2 separate regions of the Homo sapiens genome follow, and region 1 is linked to region 2. Evidence: chromatin contacts called from ENCODE Hi-C or POLR2A ChIA-PET data. All regions are on one chromosome and are shown on one strand. The core of a region is the stretch at or near the end of the contact, and the rest is flanking DNA. Distances in the headings are between cores, read along the strand shown.

Region 1 (4,521 bases), core at 810-3,309, 100 kb after region 2:
TTCATCTCAAAAAAAAAAAAGAAAAAAAAAACCACTGAAACAATCTAGAAAAAATCTAGCTGGGGGCTTAGCAAACTGATATTTAAGAGGGGTGCAATAGGATGCTGCTTACAATGAAATGGAAATTCCAATTACAGAGACTTGGAAACATGGAAGTTGTTTACAACAGTGTGATAAGAGGGACTAGGAAACACCACGGTGTTTTGTTTTCTTTTGTTATGTTTTGTTTTGTTTTGTTTTTTGAGACGGAGTTTCACTCTGTTGCCCAGGCTGGAGTGAAGTGGTGAGATCTTGGCTCACTGCAACCTCCGTCCCATGGGTTGAGGCAATTCTCCTGCCTCAGCCCCCGAGTAGCTGGGATTACAGGTGTGCGCCACCATGCCCAGTTAACTTTTGTATTTTTAGTAGAGATGGGGTTTTGCCATGTTGACCAGGCTGGTCTCAAATTCCTGACCTCAGGTGATCCACCCTCCTCGGCCTCCCAGAGTGCTAGGATTACAGGCATGAGCCACTGCGCCCGGCCAGTGGTGTGTGTCCTTTAACTGAAACTATGAAAAGAAAATGTATGTGCATGAACAAGAATGTGTGGAAAACATGAAAAAGTGAAAAGTATGAAAACTGGATTATCGGTGGATTTCTCCTTTTCTAAATTTCATTATTCTCTCATTTTTTTTTAAATAGGGCCTCACTCTGTTGCCCAGGCTGGAGTGCAGTGGTGCGATCATAGTTCACTGCAGCCTCAACCTCCCAGTCTCAAGCGATCCTCCTACCTCAGCCTCCCAAGTGGTTGTGAGAACAGGCGTGAACCACCATGCCTAGCTAATGGATAATTTTTGTATTTTTTTTTTTTGTAGAGACAGGATTTTACCATGTTTTCCAGGCTGGCCTTGAATTCCTGGGCTCCAGAGATCAACCCACCTCAGCCTCGCAAAGTGCTGGGATTACAGATGTGAGCATGGCACCCAGCCTCATTATTCATTTTTTACATCTCTTTTTTAAAAATGATTTTTCTCACAACACATGCAATTTCTCTTATTCCATCCCAATTCAATTCTTTTTTTTTTTTCTTTTCTTTTTTTTTTTTTTTTTGGTGAGACGGAGATTTACTCTTGTTGCCCAGGCTGGAGTGCAATGGTGCAATCTCGGCTCACAGCATCCTCCGCCTCCCAGGTTCAAGCGATTCTCCTGCCTCAGCCTCCCGAGTAGCTGGGATTACAGGCATGTGCCACCACGCCTGGCTAATTTTGTATTTTTAGTAGAGATGCGGTTTCACCATGTTGCCCAGGCTGATCTCGAACTCCTGACCTCAGGTGATCCACCCACCTCGGCCTTCCAAAGTGCTGGGATTACATGTGTGAGCCACCACGCCTGGCCCAATTCAATTCTTTATTTCCAAGGTCAGGTTTATGATTTTAAAAATCAACGGCTTACCTTGAGTTTGATTGTCCCTTTATCTAAAAATGAAAATAAAATGAAAAAAGTTAAATCAAGAGCTGTGTTGCCCTGCCTCCCTGAGCTGCAGCCTCACAAACCACAAACTTTCTTAACCCAAAGGGGTTTCATGTGGACAAACACACCCTGGGTCATGCTGGCCTGGACTGGGCCAGGCTAGGACTGGCAGAAGCCAGAGGTTTCCTCCAAGCTGGCACAAGCTGAAGGCCAGAGGGAATGGACAAAGCTGAGCTATTCAGGGCAAAGCTGGCCTGCCTAAGTACTTGATTTACTTCACCCCTGGCTCCTGTCCAAACTAAGCTGTGAGGGGAGTAATGGGAAAACACCAGGGGAGAGGAACAAGGAGAAGGGTGGAGAGAAAGAAGAGGGGACTGAGGTCCCCAGTGGACCTGACTGTTCTCCCATCACCTCTCTCTGCTACCCACACTAAATCATTTGTGCTACTGTACTAGGTTTCTGGCCTCCAGGACTCAATTAGGTATCTATTATTTTTGCCTCCCAGCAACCATTATCCCATTTCCTGCTAACAGATCCTCAATTTCCTTGGACAAGCTATCTGCCCAGCACACAACGCACGTGGCTCCCAAGCTCTCCATCCACCTTCCTGGGACTCTGAGCCAATCTGCATAGGCCTTCCCCCTGGTCACAGTGATTGGTTCAGGGCTGAGCACATGACCCAAAATGAACCAATCAGCATAGGCCTTCCCCTCTGGTCATAGTGATTGGCTCAGGGTTGAGCACATGAACCAAGATAGGCCAATCAGAGGGAATCCTGGGACTTTATCCAGCCATCTTGGGAGACTGGTGCTTCCCCTGATCTTAAGGAGAGACCTGGTTGCATCAAGAGGTAGGGGGAGAAGCTGGCCAGCAATACCAGTGGACTTTCTTTCTAGGTATGAGAGACCACAAACTGTTGCAGAAGCCAACTGGGTTGGGTTTCAGTTGGCTAGCCACCCAAGTCAGGAGTGCCTGGTTCTTCTAGGACTAGAAGGGCTTCTAGAAGGTTCTAGAAGCTTCCACATTTCCACCTTCTCTGGCCACACCTCCCTAAGAGACAAGTGCTGCTTCACTGGCCTTGGAGCCCCTGGCCTTCTCTGTGTCTCCTGTGGCTACATCATTCTCGGCATGAGGAATGAGTCTACCTCCCCTGGGAGATTACAGCTTTCTGAGCCAGGGATCTGCATTCACTATCTTGACCAGGAGGCTGAGGCTGTTGCTGTCTGCATTTGACCAAGGAGTGAAGGGGAGAGACTGGCTGAGGGCCTGAGCTGCACTTAGTAACAGGCCTGTGAGCCCAGGTCTGAGTCTAATGGTTCAGGTGTGCTGGAAACCCAACAAAAGGTCAGAGGGGGGTCATGTGATCTCCTTCAGGTCCCCTGTCCCACCTCTGGTCAAAGCTGACACAGGTGGGTGCCCGTGCTCTGCCCAGATCTGCACCCACAGAACCAGGGCTGCTGAGGACCCATGAGCTGAGCTGCCCATCCTGGGCTTTACTCTCTCTCCATCTGTAGAATGAGGAGAATGCAACCTGTCTTCCCTCCCTCCCTCCCATGCCCCTGGGGATTTAGGGCAGAAGGGAAGCAAAGCAACACCCACACTGCCCCAGCCCTGAAGGCCAGCAAGTGGCTCCACTTTGCAAAAGAAGGGGAAGTCCTGGTCTGGCACCCAAGGGACCTACCCAGGATGGCTCCCTGGCTCTGCACCACCGGCTCACCCTGGGCCACCAGCTGAGCCTGGACCGTGACTTCCCTTGGAGAGTTAAAGATGGTCACGCTGATGACTTCCTCCACGCCCGCGCGAAAAACAGAGGGAGCTGCAATCAAGTAACCCCTGCAGGAAAGGAGATCCGAGGTGAAGTTCTCACCCCAGACCCCTGGTCTCGCTGCCACCACAGCTAGGTCAGGGCTCTCCTCGCAGCAGACTCCTGCCTTTTGCTGACCACACCTGGCTGGCATTGATGCTCTAGGAGTCTGTGCCCCCCCATCAGTTCTTGAGTCCATGGATTGGCTCTTTCACCTGTGAAGTCCCCATGCTGGGTAAGAATCTGGCCTCACTGGATTTTTCAGCATTGCACAACCCCTCTTACTCTCTCTATTCCGGCCTCCAGCCTGTTGACTCAGCTACTTCCTTCTGCCCCAGGACCTTTTTTTTTTTTTCTTTTCCTGGAGACAGAGTGTTGCTCTGTCCCCCAGGCTGGAGTGCAGTGGCATGATCTCGGCTCACTACAACCTCCACCTCCCGGGTTCAAGGGATTCTCGTGCCTTAGCCTCCCAAGTAGCTGGGATTATAGGTGCCTGCCACCACGGCCGGCTAATTTTTGTCTTTTTAGTAGAGGCAGGGTTTTGCCATGTTGGCCAGGATGATCTCAAACTCCTGACCTCAAATGATCCACCCTCCTCAGCCTCCCAAAGTTCTGGGATTAGAGGTGTGATCCACCACGCCTGGCCCTTCTGGCCCAGGACCTTTGCACATGTCATGCCCACTGTCTGAAATACTCTCCTCCACAAGCCAGGTAACCGGCAGGATCCCACTTCATCCTCACGGTGCACCCCGTCCCCCACCACCGTGAGAAGTGCTGACATCAGCCCCATTTAGAAAGTCAGAAAGGAAACCCCAGAGAAGTCAAGTCACCAGCCGCAACAGTGACAGACCAGGATTCTAACTCAGGCGGTCAGACTCCAAAACCTGATAAAAAGAAGCAAAGGGCTTCTTTGCAACATTCATTTTAAGAACAAACCCTGAAAACAAACCATAGGGCCTCAAACAAAAAGAGCTCTGAAAACAATGGAATCAAAGCAGGCCTCTCTTTCCTAAAATCTTCTGATTGACTATGAAGTCACCTCTGGAAGGGAGGCATTACCCCCAGTTTCCCCATGGGAAGTTGATGCTTCAGAAGAATAGGAACATGCACCAGATCACACAGCCAGGCAGAAGAGGGCACTGAGGTGCCCTTAGGGGACCTGACCTGAGGGCCCAGGTCCTCCCCACCTGAGCTCCTGTCTCCCAGTATCTGCAGCCTTCCATGGAAAATTACAAAGGCCCTGTAACCTCATGAAATGCTTACAGTGT
Region 2 (5,247 bases), core at 2,578-5,077:
CAGCCGGATTCAGTGGCCCATACTTGTAATCCTAACACCTTGGGAGGCTGAGGCAGGAGGATCAGTTGAGGCCAGGAGTTTGAAACCAGCCTGGGCAACATAGTGAGACCCTGTTATTCATAAACAAACACACAAATAAATAAAAAATGAGTGTGTGAGTGAACTCTAATGTAGATTATGAACCTTAGTTCATAACGTTTTGATGCCGGTCCATCAATTGTAACAAATACAGCACACTAATACAAGATGCCTATCACATGGGAAGCTGTGTATGGGGGTGTAGAGGTGTATGGGAACTCTGTTCTATTTACTCAATTTTTCTGGAAACCTAGAACTCTTCTAAAAAGTAAGATCTATGGCCGGGCGAGGTGGCTCATGCCAGCAGTGTTTGGGAGGCAGAGGTGGAGGATCGGCTGAGGCCAGGAGCTTGAGACCAGCCTGGGCAACACAGCAACACCTGGTCTCTACTGAAATTCAAAAAAATTAGCTGGGCATGGTAGTGCATGCCTGTGGTCCCAGCTGCTTGCGGGGCTGAGGCGGAAAAATTGCTTGAGCCCAGAAAATCAAGGCTGCTGTGAGCCCTGATTGTGCCACCGCACTCTAGCCTGGGAAACAGAGCGAGATCTTGTCTCAAAAAAAATTAGTTAAAATAAATAATAAAAAGTAAAGTCTAATGACTATCTGTTATCTGAAATGCTTGGAACCAGAAGTGTTTCAGATTTTGAATTTGGATTTTGGAATATTTGCATTTACGGGAATCTCTTGGTATCTGTAGGGGACTGGTTCCAGGACCCCCAAGGATACCGAAATCCACTGATGCTCAAGTCCCCGATATACGAGTGTGTAGTAGTTGCATATAACCGACACATATCCTCCCGTGAACTTTATTTTTTATTTTTATTTTTGAGACACAGTCTCACCCTGTTGCCCAGGCTGGAGTGCAGTGGCACAATCTCGGCTCACTGCAATCTCTGCCTCCAGGTTCAAGCAATTCTCCTGCCTCAGCCTCCCGAGTAGCTGGGACTACAGACGCCCACCACCATGCCCAGCTAATTTTAGTATTTTGAGTAGAGACGGGGTTTCGCCATGTTGGCCAGGCTGGTCTCGAACTCCTGACCTCAGGTGATCCGCCTACCTTGGCCTCCCAAAGTGCTGGGATTCCAAGCGTGAGCCACAGCGCCCGGCCCCTCCTGTGTACTTTAAAGCATGTCTTGATTACTTAGAACACCTAATACAATGCCCACATGTCACTTCATTTGCATGAATTCAATATTGTACTCAGCATGCAGCAAATTCAACTTTTCGTTTTTGGAACTTTGTGGAATTTTTAAAACTTTTTTTTTTTTTTTTTTTTTAAGAGATGGAGTTTTGCTCTGTCACCCAGGCTGGAGTGCAGTGGCACAATCATAGCTCACTGCAGCCTTGAACTTCTGGGCTCAAGGGATCCTCCCACCTCAGCCTCCCCAGTAGTTGGGACTAAGGCATGTACCACCACGCCCAGCTTATTTTTAACATTTTTGCCGAGATGAGGTCTTGCCATGTTTCTCAGGCTGGTCTCCGACTCCTGGCCTCAAACAATCTTCCCGATTCAGCTTCCCCAAAGTGCAGGGATGACAGGCACGTGCCATCACACCCAGACTTTTTTTTTTTTTTTTTTTTCTGAATAGTTTCGATCTGTAGTTGATTGAATCCTGTGGAACTCACAGATACGGAGGGCTACCTGTATACTTGGGCATCCCAAATGCAAAAAATCTGAAATGCTCCAATGAACATTTCCCTTGAGCATGAGGTTGGCACTAAAAGCATCTTGGAGCCCAGGCACGGTGGCTCACACCTGTAATCTCAGCACTTTGGGAGGCTGAGGTGGGCAGATCACCTGAGGTCAGGAATTCGAGACCAGCCTGGGCAACATGGTGAAATCCTGTCTCTATTAAAAATACAAAAATTAGCCAGGCATGGTGGCAGGTGCCTATAGTCCCAGCTACTCAGGAGGCTGAGGCAGGAGAATTGCTTGAACCCAGGAGGTGGAGGTTGCAGTGAGCCGAGATTATACCACTGAACTCCAGCTTGGGTGATAGGGTGAGACCCCATCTCAAAAAAAGAAAAAAAAAAAGGAATAGAATAGAATGAGGCAGAAGTAACAGCCTGACTTGTAAGACCAAGTAACAAAAGGCGCTATGGCATCCTTCCCGCTTTCTCTCTTGAATTGCTCACTGTGAGAGGAAGCCAGCCGCCATGTTGTAAGAACACTCAAGTAGTCCCTATGGAGAAGTCCATGTGGTGAGCAACTGAGGCCTCCTGCCAACAGCCATGTGAGGGAGCCAATTTGGAAACAAATCTTCCAGCCCCAGTAGAGCCTTCAGATGAAGACAGCAACAGCCAACACCTTGACTGCAACCTCAGCAAAGATCCCCAGGCAGAAACACCCAGCTAAGCTGCTCCTGAATTCCTGATCCATAAGAATTAATACATAATAAATAGAGATAATACGTTTGTTGTTTTAAATGGCTACATTTGGGGTCACTTGTTACACAGCAGTGGATAACTATTGCATCTCTCACAGGGTCTTTCTCCTGCACTGGGCAGCGAGGACCTGGAGGTAGGAACCATGTGTTCCTTTTTCCCCCAGGATGAAGACCAGAGCCTAGCTCACTCAATGAATAAATGAATGAATGTGCGTTGAGTATAAGGGAACCCATCTAGAACAGATCCCAAGTTTTCAGGCTCCCTGGCAGGATCTTGGAGCCTTATGGTAAGTAGTTAGGGGAGGTGCTAACAGGACGGCACTGCACTGAGTGTACCACATGCTTATCCCATGGATCCAGGTTCTTAGAGGGATGTGTGGTAAGGAAACAGGCTCAGAGAGGTTGATCATCGGGTCTAAGGCCACACAGCTCACATGAGACAGAGCTGAGGTTTGTCCAGCTTCGGGGTGGGTGCTGCTGCCACTGCCCTGCGCTCACTGCCTCCTTGTCCTACAGGGTCCCCAGGAAGACGTCCATGTTTGGAGACCAACAGGAATGTTTCAGGAGGTGAGAGGGGACCTGGAAGCTGCTGACTTCCATGCACACAGTGAAATTTGATTTTTCAGCCATGCGCGGTGGCTCACGCCTGTAATCCCAGCACTTTGGGAGGCCGAGGCGGGCGGATCACAAGGTCAGAAGATCGAGACCATCCTGGCTAACACGGTGAAACCCCGTCTCTATTAAAAATACAAAAAAAGTAGCCAGGCGTGGTGGCGGGCGCCTGTATTCCCAGCTACTCGGGAGGCTGAGGCAGGAGAATGGCGTGAACCCAGGGGGCGGAGCTTGCAGTGTGCCGAGATGGCGCCACTGCACTCCAGCCTGGGTGACAGAGCGAGACTCCGTCTCAAAAAAAACAAAAAGGAAATTTGATTTTTCTTGCTCATGCTGAGAGTTTAATCCCCGGAAGATGCTGAGGAGGTGTGTGCACACTGAGTGTCTAGGCCGGGCACGGTGGCTCACGCCTGTAATCCCAGCACTTTAGGAGGCCAAGGCAGGCGGATCATCTGAGGTCAGGAGTTTGAGACCAGCCTGGCCAACATGGTGAAACCCCGTCCCTACTAAAAATACAAAAATTAGCTGGGCATGATGGTGCACACCTGTAATCCTAGCTACTCAGGAGGCTGAGGCAGGAGAATTGCTTGAACCTAGGAGATGGAGGTTGCAGTGACCCAAGATTGCACCACTGCACTCCAGCCTGGGGAACAGAGTTAGACTCTATCTCAAAAAAAAAAAAAAAAAAAAAAAAGGTCCAATGCGTCACAACTTGCTAATCCTGGCTGGTGGAGGCCTCCTAGGGGCTGCTGGGGCTCAGCCAGCTTTTGGAGAGTGACTCAGTGGCTTTAGCTGTCCCTGGGGTGGGCGGGGCCTCTGCTTGCTAAGACGTGATTGGGGCCTTGCGTTATCAGCTGTCGGCAAGGCAGGGCCCTGGGACTAGAGCTGGGACAGTGTGGATGAGCTCCTGGGGCTGGGGGAGGCTGGGTGAGTCGCCAACCCTGGGCCCCTCTGGAGCTAGGTAAGTGATGCTGCCCATGGCAGGAAGTACTCAGCCACATGTCCCCACTCCCTGGGATCCTGGCACTGTGACTGTGCAGTGGACACTCTGTTGGACTAAAGACAGGGCAGTTTCCACGCTCACAGCTGCTGTCGGCACTACCAGGGTGGCAATCTCCGAGAAGGAGTCCGGCGATGGGTACAGGAGTTGGAAAGTGACTCACAGTCTCAGGTGAACCCCATGATGATGCCAAGAACTGCAATAGCCTGAGGATATCAGGAAAACAAGACCCAGGTGTGCCCGGCCTCCCAGGGGCCCTCCCTGCCCTGGTCTCCTCCCTGCAGTTACCACAGAAACAAGATCCCAGGCTGCTCCTGCACACAGCACACCCCAGCCTCAAGGTGCTGGTCTGGCCTCTGACCCCTCTGCCCTGCCATCTCCTCCTGCTCCAGTCACCGCTATTCCTGAGTCCTGGGAGCTTGAGGAAGCCCAGGGCATCCAGGGCTCACTCCCAAGGGGCCAGAGAGCAGGGCATGGAGTCTTGCTCACTGTGGTAACAGCAGCAGAAACAGGAATGGTTACGATCACCAGCTCTGCACTGGCCCCAAGCCCCAACCTCCATCTCTGGAGCTGGGACCACCACAGTCTTTACTTCCCAGCTGTGTTCCCTGTCATCCGGGGATCAGGCGCCAAGTGATCTGGTCACACTGCATTGGATGTGAGGCCATGGCGTCGGGCGGGGAGCCTCAGAGGCAATGCCCAGGGCGGTGGGGACTCACCACATGCTCCCCGATGCGTCCCGCTCCCCAAACGCGCTGTAGGAGCCATCCTGGCGCTTGTAGGTCAGCTGGCGCTGGTAGCCTGTGGGGCAAGCAGAGAGGACCCTGTCCTGTTGAGTGGCCTGGCCCAGGCCCGCCCCCAGGGACCTACACCACTCTGCCGTCCCCTACCCCGGATCTCCGAAGCCACACCACATGTGGGGTCCCTGGAATTGCCTCGAATCACATCTGGAGTCCTTGAAACTGCCATACACTCACATCTGGGGTCCCTGAAACTGCCCCATACCACATGTGGGGTTCTTGAAACTGCTTTATACCACATTTGGAGTCCCTAAAACTGCTCCACACCACATCTGGGCTCACTGAAACTGCCCTGTGTCACATCTGGGGTCCCTGAAACTGCCCCACACCACATCTGGGGTTCTTGAAACTGCCTCATACTACATCTGGA

Evidence for each region. Hi-C counts contacts between places; a loop is a spot of excess contacts on that map. ChIA-PET counts read pairs that join two places held with the same protein, here RNA polymerase II (POLR2A).
Region 1: a loop to region 2 is called in a map with no recorded cell type, with 2.0 times the contacts of the local background. The contact joins two enhancer-like sites. A Hi-C loop is called at or near these places in 1 of 168 maps with a recorded cell type or tissue (breast epithelium) and 1 of 37 single-sample maps with no recorded cell type. POLR2A ChIA-PET finds 5 or more read pairs at or near these places in 1 of 52 experiments (PC-9).

What each region holds. Positions count from the first base shown.
Region 1 is chr19:17,018,900-17,023,420 of GRCh38, forward strand. CPAMD8 (C3 and PZP like alpha-2-macroglobulin domain containing 8) reads right to left here. Exons shown (of 42, transcript NM_015692.5): 2 at 3,131-3,282; 3 at 1,432-1,454. Among named protein-coding and RNA genes, the nearest start is that of CPAMD8, 5.6 kb to the right of the region's middle. Within about 2 kb of position 2,060, at least 4 of the 41 ENCODE cell types and tissues checked have a DNase peak (open chromatin) inside an H3K27ac peak, as active enhancers do; they include PC-9, where a contact is called at or near this core.
Region 2 is chr19:16,917,109-16,922,355 of GRCh38, forward strand. It overlaps CPAMD8 (C3 and PZP like alpha-2-macroglobulin domain containing 8), which reads right to left. Exons shown (of 42, transcript NM_015692.5): 27 at 4,797-4,878. Among named protein-coding and RNA genes, the nearest start is that of F2RL3, 31 kb to the left of the region's middle. Within about 2 kb of position 3,828, at least 3 of the 41 ENCODE cell types and tissues checked have a DNase peak (open chromatin) inside an H3K27ac peak, as active enhancers do; they include PC-9, where a contact is called at or near this core.